Linked DNA regions of Homo sapiens: region 2 is linked to region 1. A link is an interaction called in ENCODE POLR2A ChIA-PET data of the cell type or tissue named here. Cell type or tissue: MCF 10A. All regions are shown on one strand. Links, peaks and the distances in the headings refer to the core of each region. The heading gives the core; the rest is flanking DNA. Region 1 overlaps SMYD3 (SET and MYND domain containing 3). Region 2 overlaps SMYD3 (SET and MYND domain containing 3).

Region 1 (5,382 bases), core at 80-5,079:
ACTGGTATCAAGTACTGCCAAGTTGAATGATAGTACTCTTAAGTTTCCCAAGCATTTTTAGACCAGCAGTTTTTCATTTCCATAAAGATCTAATAAATTTGGTTAATATTTTCCACAGAGAATAGCTGTAATGAAAGCATAAAATTTAAGTTAATCTAAACAACAAATATGTACCAAGCACAAGGCATACAAATGTAGACAGGACGTTCTTGGGTTATGAGAAATGGATTTCAGTAACTTGCTCTCCCTTCAGTGTCCTTCCAGAAGATATGGGGCCTTCAGGTACAGCATTTCTCTGGTGTCAGAATATATAGTCTGTCTACAAAAGGAGCTCTAGTATCATCCAGGGCAGGTGATGACACTGTCTACAACTGCTAACCCTCTACCATCAGATAAACTAAAGAGTGAAGGATGCAGAGAAATGAATAAAATTAAAAGAATTCTGTCAAGGGAAATTAGTATTCTTTCAACCTTCCTCAATCTCATATGATGTCGACACAGATACACAGGATATCACATGCTCTTTTTGTCAGTTACCTGTGACTATGGATGCTGACAAAAGCACTTTTCTAAACCCAAACACCAAGGGCCAGACTTTCCAATGCTTACACAGCAGCATGTATGTTAATACCTGCATTATCAAAGGAGGAAACTGAAGATTTGGAATGGTGAAGTACATTGGCTAGGGTCCAGCTCATCCGCAAGAAGACAAAACTCCAGTGAGTTTTGAGTCAGGTTATCTCCTAAGTCCGTGTTTCCACCATTATAGCACATATGATCTTTGAGAAAATGGATAGGAGAAAGGCACCCATTGCAAAGGAATAACATGAGCAAAACAGAGCAGCAGAAGTCAACAGAACATTCTCAGGCCCTGCACACCCAAGTTTGCTAGAACAAGGGCAGGGGAACACTCAGCTACCTGGTTTGTTCACCCAACCTGCCCTGTCTACTGCACTTCCACGCCAGGACAGTGGCCCTGTTCAAAGGTCAAAACCAGTCCCACTCTGATGCTCCCCTCCCTGGCTCCATTCTCACTTCAGCATGATGATCTTCTCATGGTCCCTGAGAATATCTTAGCATCTGTAATGGCCATCGGCCATTGAGTAAATCCCAGTTTTAAACTTGCCTATAAAGAACGAACTTAGTGTGCTTTTCTGCTGCTTTCTCTCATTGAACACAGTTCTTTCTCTTCCTTCAAGAAGAACCTTTCTGAAGCACCTTGAATTTCCTAGTTTATAATCTCTGTGAACTCCTGCTATCAAGAGCTCTGCAGAGCTAGCTTCCATAACCTGTCCTCTTTGGTGACTCTCTCGTAACACCAAAAGCTCCCTTCTAACACCAACAGGCAAAAGATGGTCATGGTTTAATATTTTAGGTACTGTTCCAGAATTAGCCAGACTGTGGTTCTTAATGTTTGCATCTGTTTGTTTACAGAAATGGTGGTATTGATCTAATGGAACACTGGAACTTGGTCTTTACAATGGCAAGTTGTGGATGATAAGGTTGAAAAAGACAAGAGAGGAGTCTAGAAATCCAGTCAGAGATTAGATTTCACATCCCAGGTCACAAAATGGTAGGGAGATAATACATTTGTGAAAGCTTTATTTGGTAAAAGAATGCAAGATAACCAAAGAGGAGACAAATGTCATAGCAATCCAGCTATGAGTTGTGTACTCTGTGCTGGAATGGTAAACCAAGCATGGCAAGATATCTCAAAGGAAAAATGAACAGAACTGTCAATTAACTGTATATGAGGTAAAACAAAGGAAAAAAGACAAAGAGATGAGTTTTGAAACCAATATGTTGAAGCTCATAGTATCAGCTCATTTATTTAAGTGAAATATATGAAGGAATTGTTTAAAATAAAAACCAAGGAATTTTTAAAATAGCATGCCAAAGTAAGTAAATACATAATAAGTATGCCTCCAAGAAGTAAGGCTAAGAGAGAAACCAATTTAGATCAGTGGCCTCTTTCAGGAAGAGAGAAGGTTCTGCCCTATCCAGCATTTTCTATAAGGACAAGAGAAAATATTTTTTCAGTCTTCCAAAGACAGCTACCGGAATATTTAGGAACAGTCCTAAAAATCAAGAAACAGAATCTTCTGAATATGGAGGAATGATCATTAAAACAAAGAGGAATGGAGAATAGCAAAGCCATTTTGCAGCTAAACTTGCTGAGCCCCAAAATTATCCACTCATGTTTATGTTAGCAGTACTATAAAACTTATATATATGCTCTATTATCAAATACATTTTTCCACTTTCTAGTAGGTAAAATTCATGGAAACACTTAATTTTCTTTATTTATGCAGATTTTTACCTCTCTAAAAAATGCTGCTGCTGAGCTTTCTATTTTTGTTCATTCCAGTTGAAATGCGATGATTCATCGGTCATCACCACAATGGCCACACGCATGTGGAAGAGAAGCTCATGATTCTAATCTGCACAGTTGCTGGCGGCTAGATATGCCTAAAGAGGATGTGAAACAGCAGCTTCACTTCCAATGGAGATCCGGACAGTAATAAAACAGTTTCGCAATCTCTTCACTAAATACATCTTTGTTTGCATGGTCTATGTATATTGTCATGGGGCAGGTGCAGGAAAATATAAAATATACATATTTAAAATCCTACTGAGCTGCTGTGAAGTCAGTGACAAAGAAAAACACACACACGCTGGGGCTTCATGCATGTAGTTAAATAAATAACTTTGAGATCATCAAAAAGAGTCAGCACACCCATATTTCTTACTTGGCGCTCATTACTGTTCAAAGACACCATTTTTTTTTAATGCTGAGCCATCTTAAAACTTTGTCAGGCAACATTAAATTCTTCAAGTCTTAAGCCCTAAAGAAAGTTACCAGTAATGGGCAGTAACATTAAGTTAGCTTTGCATTTAAGAAAAAATATTTATCCATCTGCCTTCTCCCACAGAGTACTTTGGATCACTCTCAGTGGCCATCGTTCTCTGTCCTGTCTTCATGCAGCTGGGCTGAGCAGCAGCATGCCACAGAAAGGGGCCAGCGGAACTCAACTGTCCAAAGAAATGTCCAAACTGCTTCTGTTACGTAAAGCCAATGTCACTTTCCTTTTTTAAAGGAAGCCCTGGGGTGTAATCCTGCCTGAGATGAGTCCACTGACACGACAAAAATCTAAAATGTGTAACTATTTGGAGGAAAGTCAGTGTGTATCTTCCACTTGAAAGGTATAATTCCTTAAAAGGGACATAAAAATATTTTTTCTATTGTATACTCTAACAGTCAATAACTCACAAGGAAACCGAATAGAGAGCGAAAGATGGAGCACTCTGGACTAATGTGAAAAACAAACTCAAGGCCGGGCACGGTGGCTCACACTTGTAATCCCAGCACTTTGGGAGGCCAACAGGGGCAGGTCATGAGGTCAGCAGTTCAAGACCAGCCTGGCCAACATGGTGAAACCCCGTCTCTACTAAAAATACAAAATTAGCCAAGCGTGATGGTGCACACCTGCAATCCCAGCTACTCAGGAGGCTGAGGCAGGAGAATCGCTTGAACCCGGGAGGCAGAGGTTGCAGTGAGCCGAGATAGCGCCATGGCACTCCTGCCTGGGCAGTAGAGTAAGACTCCATTTCAAAAAAAAAAAAAAACTCATAAGCAGACTTCAGGAAAATGCCAAACAATAAAATACATCTCCATATTGGACAATATGGTGACCCCAACAACCCAGATAGACGCACTGACAAATATCTTCTAAATGCATCAGTACATTGTTTGTACCCTCATTTGGGGAAAAATATGCAAAAAAGATACCTAGGAACAAGTGGGAAAATCTGATATGGATTAGGTATTACAGAAAATATTAGAGAATTGTTACTAATTGTCTAAGACGTGCTATGGCATTGTTATAAAAGAGAACGTCTTTGTTTTTAGAATGCTAACAATTGATGAATCTAGGTGCTAAATTTCTGGTTGTATTCCTTCACCTTTTCTGCATTATTGAAAATATAATAAAAAATGAAGAAAAATAAAGGCATAAAAGAAGTTGTATTTAAAAAGAGAACATTAAAATAAAATTCATGATTTAAGTGATAAGAAAGAAATATCCTTAGAGTATTACAGTCAAGTAAAGATACCAGGCCAGTAAGTAAACTCTGAAGCTAGCTTTCTCACTAGAAACATTTAGCTAACCTGAGGATCCTGAACTTTCCCCTTGACGGAGACGTGGGCACAAAGCACTGGAGGCTGTGTGTGGGCCTCATCCAGACTGGAAAGTCTAAAACCAAACTCCTGAACAGACCTAGGATTTTCCAAGGACTATATGCTGTGAGTTAGAATCACTGTAAATTACAAAAAATCTATTCCACACAAGGGAGAGCAAAGAAGTTCTCAATCTAGACCCTAAATACTGGACAGAGGGGGATAATTTTTTTCTAGACTCATAAGCAGAAGTTGGCATCTAACCAAGCTTGTAGCCTAAATTTATATTATCTTTGTGGGAGAAGAAACCTCAAGCCCAGAAATTAACCTGAGCAGGATCCAAGGTTGTTAATGCCTTAGTTATCCATCAAAACAAAAGGCAAATTCACTCAGGGTGAATACACCTTCAATCCAGGCCTCAAAGAATTTCTAAAGAGTGTGAACTTACAGCTTAAAAAACAAAATCACAAGCCAGGGTAACGTAGGGAGACCCTGTCTCTACGAAAAATTAACTGGGCGTGGTGATGTGTGCCTATGGTCCCAGCTACTTGGAAGGCTGGGATGGGAGGATCGCTCGAGCCCGGGAGGCAGAGGTTGCACTGAGCCGAGATTGTACAACTGCACTCCAGCCTGGGTAATAGACCAAGACCCTGTCTCAAAATATAAATAAACTAAAAATTCTCACAAAGAAAACAAAGAAACAAAGATCAGTGAACAAGACTCAGCAGAAGTATTATATTGCTGAATCAACTCACAAAGAGTTTCTAATTTGGTATTATCAGAATTTAAAGTAAATATGTTTAAGATGTTTAAAGGAATAAGAGATTGAAAATATGAGGAAGGATAAAGAAAATTTTTTAATGTCTAGCTAGGAAAAAAAATACCATCTAGAAATGATAAATATAATTGTAATTAAAGTGCTAATGTAAAAATTGGCAACAGTTTTTAAATCCCACAATGTCAAATGCTGGTGAAGATGGTTCAGTACGAATGAAGTCAACTTTCAGAAACAATTTGACATTATCTAGTGAAGTTGCAATAAGCATACTCATGGCCCAACAATTCCATTACAAGTTATATATCCAAGAAAAACTCCTGTACATGTTCAATGGAAGATAAATACATGAATGTTCATGGCAATGATATGTGTAACAGTTAAAAACAGAAAATAAATAAACTATGGTACATTCATAGAAAACAATACA
Region 2 (5,382 bases), core at 251-5,250, 53 kb before region 1:
AAACTCTGTTAGCAGGAAGAAAGCAAGAATGGGCACTGGCCTGTGATAAGCCATGTCTGCTGAAGCATCCTAGGCAGGGCCATGGCAAGTGCGAAGTCCCTTGTGGGATAATAGGTCCAGCTTGTAAAACAGAAGACCAGGGTGTAGGAGTGCAGGGAACACGACGGAAGCACAGCCCAGGAAGACTGTGAGTGAAATGGGAGCCACCGGTACTGAGGGCTCGCCAGGTCCTGGAGTGGGGGGAGTACTTTTTTTTTTCTCCACACCACCTCCCAGATGTGGTCTTGCTATGCTGCCCAGGCTGGTCTTCAACTACTAGGCCCAAGAGATCTTCCTGCCTCAGCCTCCTGAGGAGCTGGGATTACAGGAGTGCACCACTTTACCTGGTGATATTACCTTTATTTTACAAATAATGAAGTAAACTCAGTAGGTTAAGTTGACTCAGCTAAATTCACAGATTAGGAATGAGAGGAGACACAATTATAACCCAGCTTGATCTGACTCCTAAATTCATGCCTGTAACCCCTGTACTCTGCTGCTGTCTTCATATCCCTGCTTTAACAATATGCCTCTGAGTATGAGCTGACAGAATCCATTCTTCCAAATCCATTCCGGTTATTACCTACTGTCCTATTCACTCACATTTATAGGAAGTGTTTATTTGTTCTAATATTTTCATTTATTTCAAAGTTCTAGATAGAGAGAACTCTATGTCTTTCTTTGCCTACCTAATATGCATAGAAGAAAAAAATATTAAAACTGAAAATGACTATCTTCATCTGATGCTGAGGTTTGGGGTGAAAATTCATATTAGTGGGAAAGCAGATCTCTATACTGCTCCTTCTCACTCTGAGATACCTGGGGAGGGAGAAAAGACAACACTGAAATGTCAAAGCTCCTGCCAGTTCCTCGGTGCTGAAACATTAATGAGCTTCTGAATGTGCAAAGGTGGGCCCAGAGCCGAAGGATGTTTGAGAGTTAAATTGCTCTGCATAATCAAGGAAAGGTAATTGAGTTTCCCGAGGAATCAGAGAATCAAGAGGTCTAGGAGAAGTGAGAAAGGCAGGGAGCTATGAAGGTGGCTGCTGTCTAACCCCACATGACGTCTCTCATGATTTCCACATTACCAGCAACACTGTTCCCAAATTCCTGACACAGAGCTATAGCAAGCTCTCACATGGGGGACAGCAGTGAGTGAGGATTCTGTGGGTGACTCCTGTGGGTAAGCATTGGGGAAATACTTTCAGATCACATCCAGGATAAACCATTATTTTCAAATCTGGGAAGATTAAATAGAGATGGTGAATGTAAAAGAACCTGTGGGACCTGGCAGAGCAACTCTGATATTCTCCAGAGCAGCAGCAGACAGAAGCTGGGGCTGTTTGCTTACTCCTCTCGCCCTGAACATTACCAACATGCAGGCTGGGACTGTGAGACAACGCCATCAGACAAGCGAGACGATGCCATCAGACAAGACAGGTGTTCCAGCGATTGCTCTAGGTAAGCCTCATTCTCTTTGTTCACTGGCAGCACCACCCCGCTCCACCCTGCGCCTCATTTGCAGAGTCCTCTACAAATGAACATGCAGCCTGCCTGGCACACCTGGCACAGCTCACCTGCATGCCGCCAAGCATGACAGACTGTCTTTGCTGTGGTTGTAAAGGCCTATTTTCCCAAGAGGCTTCTTCTCCGGGGCCCTACAGCTTTCAGCGTGCACTTCAAACTCACTGAGGACTGAGTGACTTACAGTTTTCTCTGTGTGCTAAGCTGTTAGATTGTTTCCATCTTTACACAGGCTGTTCCCTCCATTTCAGGCATCCTCTCTTCCAGGCTGAACCCGTTTTCATCAGATTATCTTTTACCAGTTCTTCAGAAAGCAATTCAGGCCTCGTTTCTCCAGGAAGCCTTCTCTGGCCTCCACCTTTGATTTCGATGGTCTCCTTCATGTTCCCCAGCCCCCGTCTATGCCTCCACCTTGGTATATCATGCTCTATTGTAATTATTAATTTACTTTTCTTTCTCCGCGAATAGATGTACCCACAGAGCCTAGCAGTAAACCTGCAACAAAGTGGTGGTTTGATCATTCTTATCAAATGTATGGCTTAAAAGTATTGTTCTTCTAAAATGTAAAAAGAGAATCAAATACAGGTCTGGCCAATGACAGTATATTTCAAATGACAGGCAGGAACATGTCTTCCCAAGTCCTGATTTTTCTTTGAATGCACAGCTCTGACTTATCTGGCCTCTCTCCAGACCTTCATATGACTCTTCTCTAGTTAAGCCAATAGCAGGCTTCAAGCCAAAAACTCCTAGAAGTAGGAGTTTGCCAGGCAATAGTGCATGTGTGTTGGTTGCAAGAGGGTAAAAAAAATATTACAAAGATAACAGCCTGGGTGCAAGCTTGGAGAGTTTCAGGAACAGAAGAGGACAGCGTGGCAGAGCTGTGGGTTCAGTAAGTGAGGTCAAAGCGTGTGGACGTGTACCTGGCCGGCTAAGCAACAGTAGTTTCTTGGTGAATCTATCAGAGAAGGACTACTATACAACATAAGTCGGTGGGAGCAATGTATCTAAAGTGAGAATGAGTGAAGTAATGCTATCCCGCAATGACCACTAATTGAAATGCCAACAACTCCAAGTTGGCTAAGTGAAAAGAGAGTCTTACCTCAATTACCCTAAAAGAACATTCTAGAACTAGGTTAAGCTAACAGGAATAAGCATATGTGGAGGGTGTTTCTGGGAAAAGAAGTCTGTCAGAGGCAGGCAGAAGTATCAATTGGAATGTGTCTCAGAGACAACCTAAGTTGACACCATATAAATAAATATTTCTGAAGATTGCAGCCAACTGATCTGAACTCTACTGCCACGTAAGGCATATTAATTATTTTTAAACTAATAGAATTGGTGTGCATGTTCTTGAATCATTTAAAATTCTTATCTCCTCAAGAATCTGGAATTTTTGTTTGTGTTACCCCTAAATCCAAATTTCACAATGCTGAGGAGTCCATGGTTTTCAGGCATCATTACAAAATAACCAGCACTTCCTAACAGCTGGTGGCAGCAAAAATCTGAAACTTATATTTCTCAGTTACAATGCCTACTTAAGAATCACCTCAAACCTTTAAGTACAATACAATGTGAGGGTTACTCAGAGGTACAGAGACTAGTGGTATGGTCAGGATTTCAACCGTACCATATAACCTGCATAATGAACAACTCAGACTTACCTCACTTGTTACTAAATATTTGCTTTATGTAAGGGAAAATTATCTTCAGCCAAAATGGTAGAGCACAACCAACTTAATATATATCCTAAGTGGCTTAGAGGCTAAGTACATAATCCCTTCAGCAGTAGCCTCAACTACATTTCTCTTATTGTAGCTAGCTCTTGCACATTTAACCACCTTCATCTGTATTGTTAACTTGAAATTTTAAATGTGCATATTCCCAGAACGCATCAACTAATTTTTATCATTCTTTCATTTGAAAATATCCTTGGAACATTAATGGTTGAAGAGATAAAGGATACCATGTTCCTAAGAGAATTTATTGTGACTCTTACACTCAGTGACTGGTTGTAACTGGGAAACTCAAAACCACAACTATATATGACTATAAAATGACAATGAAAATAGTTTATTCTATACTTGTAGGCTGTTTGACATTTTCCAGCTTGCCTTGATTTTATAAAAAGAAATGACCTTGAAAATAATTAAGCATATCAAAGGGTAAGGCTGTAGCTCACTGAAACACAGCAATATGTTCACGTCTTTATAACACTGCTAAGCATTCATGAAATAGCAAGAGATTGTATTGCTCTTTAACCAAGTTCTACTTTAATTTTATAGGCTTATACATATTCACTACGAGGCCATTCTAATCTTCACCTACCTGCATTCTTCTGAACTTGCAAATAAAGGCAATCAGGACTCTACCTGCTAGACTTGGAACAGATCAGATTTTGCAAGAGGCATCAGGGTCTGGTTGATTCTTTTTTTTTCCAGCCTGTGTTTAATGAGAGTGCTCTCAATAAAAACACAAATTCAGATTAGGTTTCTGTACTCAATGTTTATTAATTTAGATACTCTTTAAAAGAGCATGTAAGCATCTTGAGAAATAAATTTAGCTACTGTCACTTTATAAAAGGAACAAGTGCAATTAAAAAAGAAACAGGAAATCGGCAATGATATGGAAGGAAAGTGCTTCTGAGACCTGGATGCTATCAGCCCCACTGCATACAACTGAGTGTGCTCCCTGCAGTGTTGCAAAGGGCTCAGAGAAATCACAACTGGCCAAATGTTAGAACCTTCCGCAGAGAAATAATGACAGAGGAAAGTCAGAATCTCCAAGAATGGAAGACCTAATGCTCGGAGATCTGCAGACATCTTAATAAAAGGAATATTCAGGAGGGAAGGTGCCATTTTGACTTAGTTCAAGTTCTCTGCTGGGTTTCCTCCTCTACCCCCACCCTAGCAAGAGTCAACTCAGACCACAAAATTTAAATTAAAACACAAAATGTTTAGCTGGTTTCTCCCAACTTGAAAAGGGGTTGACCTGGGATCCCAGGTGAGAGAAAACGAGCTATATAAAAATAAGGCTTCTTGGGAGGCCAAGGCAGGCAGATTGCCTGAGGTCAGGAGTTCCAGACCAGACTGGCCAATATGGTGAAACCCTGTCTCTACTAAAAATACAAAAAAATTAGCTGGGCGTGGTGGCGGGTGCCTGTCCCAGCTACTCAGGAGGCTGAGGCAGGAGAATCACTTGAACCCGGGAGGCGGAGGTTGCAGTGAGCTGCGATCATGCCACTGCACTCCAGCCTGGGCGACAGAGCGAGACTCCGTCTCAAGAAATAAATAAATAAATAGATAAATAAATAAATAAATAAGACTTCTCTCATGAGGTGATGGAATGCCTTAGAGATCTGCTATTTCCAAACCACCAGGACCAGCCCCAGTGAGCCAAATCCTTAATGCTTACATCTTTCCTCTTCCTACAACACATGGACGGGGGCATGTGAGTAACCAAGGAAGCCAGGCCCAAAGAGAAACTTCCTGGTGCCAGGATCATTTTGGGTGAGCCACTTGTTTTTTGCTCATACTGGATACGTGTGCCACGTGCCAGGCACACAGTCCTGAACAAGACTGATAACGTCTCTGCTCTCATGGAGTTTATGTTCTTGTGATGGGTGACAAATGGTAATAATGAAAGATTTTGGGAAGAGTATCAATCATGGAAAACATCTATTTATCAGTCCGTTCATTTACTTAACATAGGCTACTGTTGTGCAACAGGTCCCATGTTGGCTGCTGGAAGTATACAAAGGTAACTAAAACACAAGCTAACTTTGGGAGTCAGCCACACAGAGACGGTGAATGAAGCTACAGG

Evidence for each region. Peaks named below come from ENCODE experiments on the same cell type or tissue, not always from the same donor. Only the 100,000 strongest peaks of a DNase experiment are listed, where the experiment ranks them.
Region 2: POLR2A ChIA-PET joins it to region 1 with 5 read pairs; 3 of 35 experiments call an interaction of 5 or more read pairs at or near these places.

What each region holds. Positions count from the first base shown.
Region 1 is chr1:246,212,675-246,218,056 of GRCh38, forward strand. The region is part of intron 5 of SMYD3 (SET and MYND domain containing 3); the gene reads right to left. Among named protein-coding and RNA genes, the nearest start is that of SMYD3-AS1, 110 kb to the left of the region's middle. In MCF 10A, for the core only: no CTCF peak of the experiment used is centred there; a DNase peak (open chromatin) is centred at 2,447.
Region 2 is chr1:246,159,579-246,164,960 of GRCh38, forward strand. The region is part of intron 5 of SMYD3 (SET and MYND domain containing 3); the gene reads right to left. Among named protein-coding and RNA genes, the nearest start is that of SMYD3-AS1, 54 kb to the left of the region's middle. In MCF 10A, for the core only: no CTCF peak of the experiment used is centred there; a DNase peak (open chromatin) is centred at 2,263.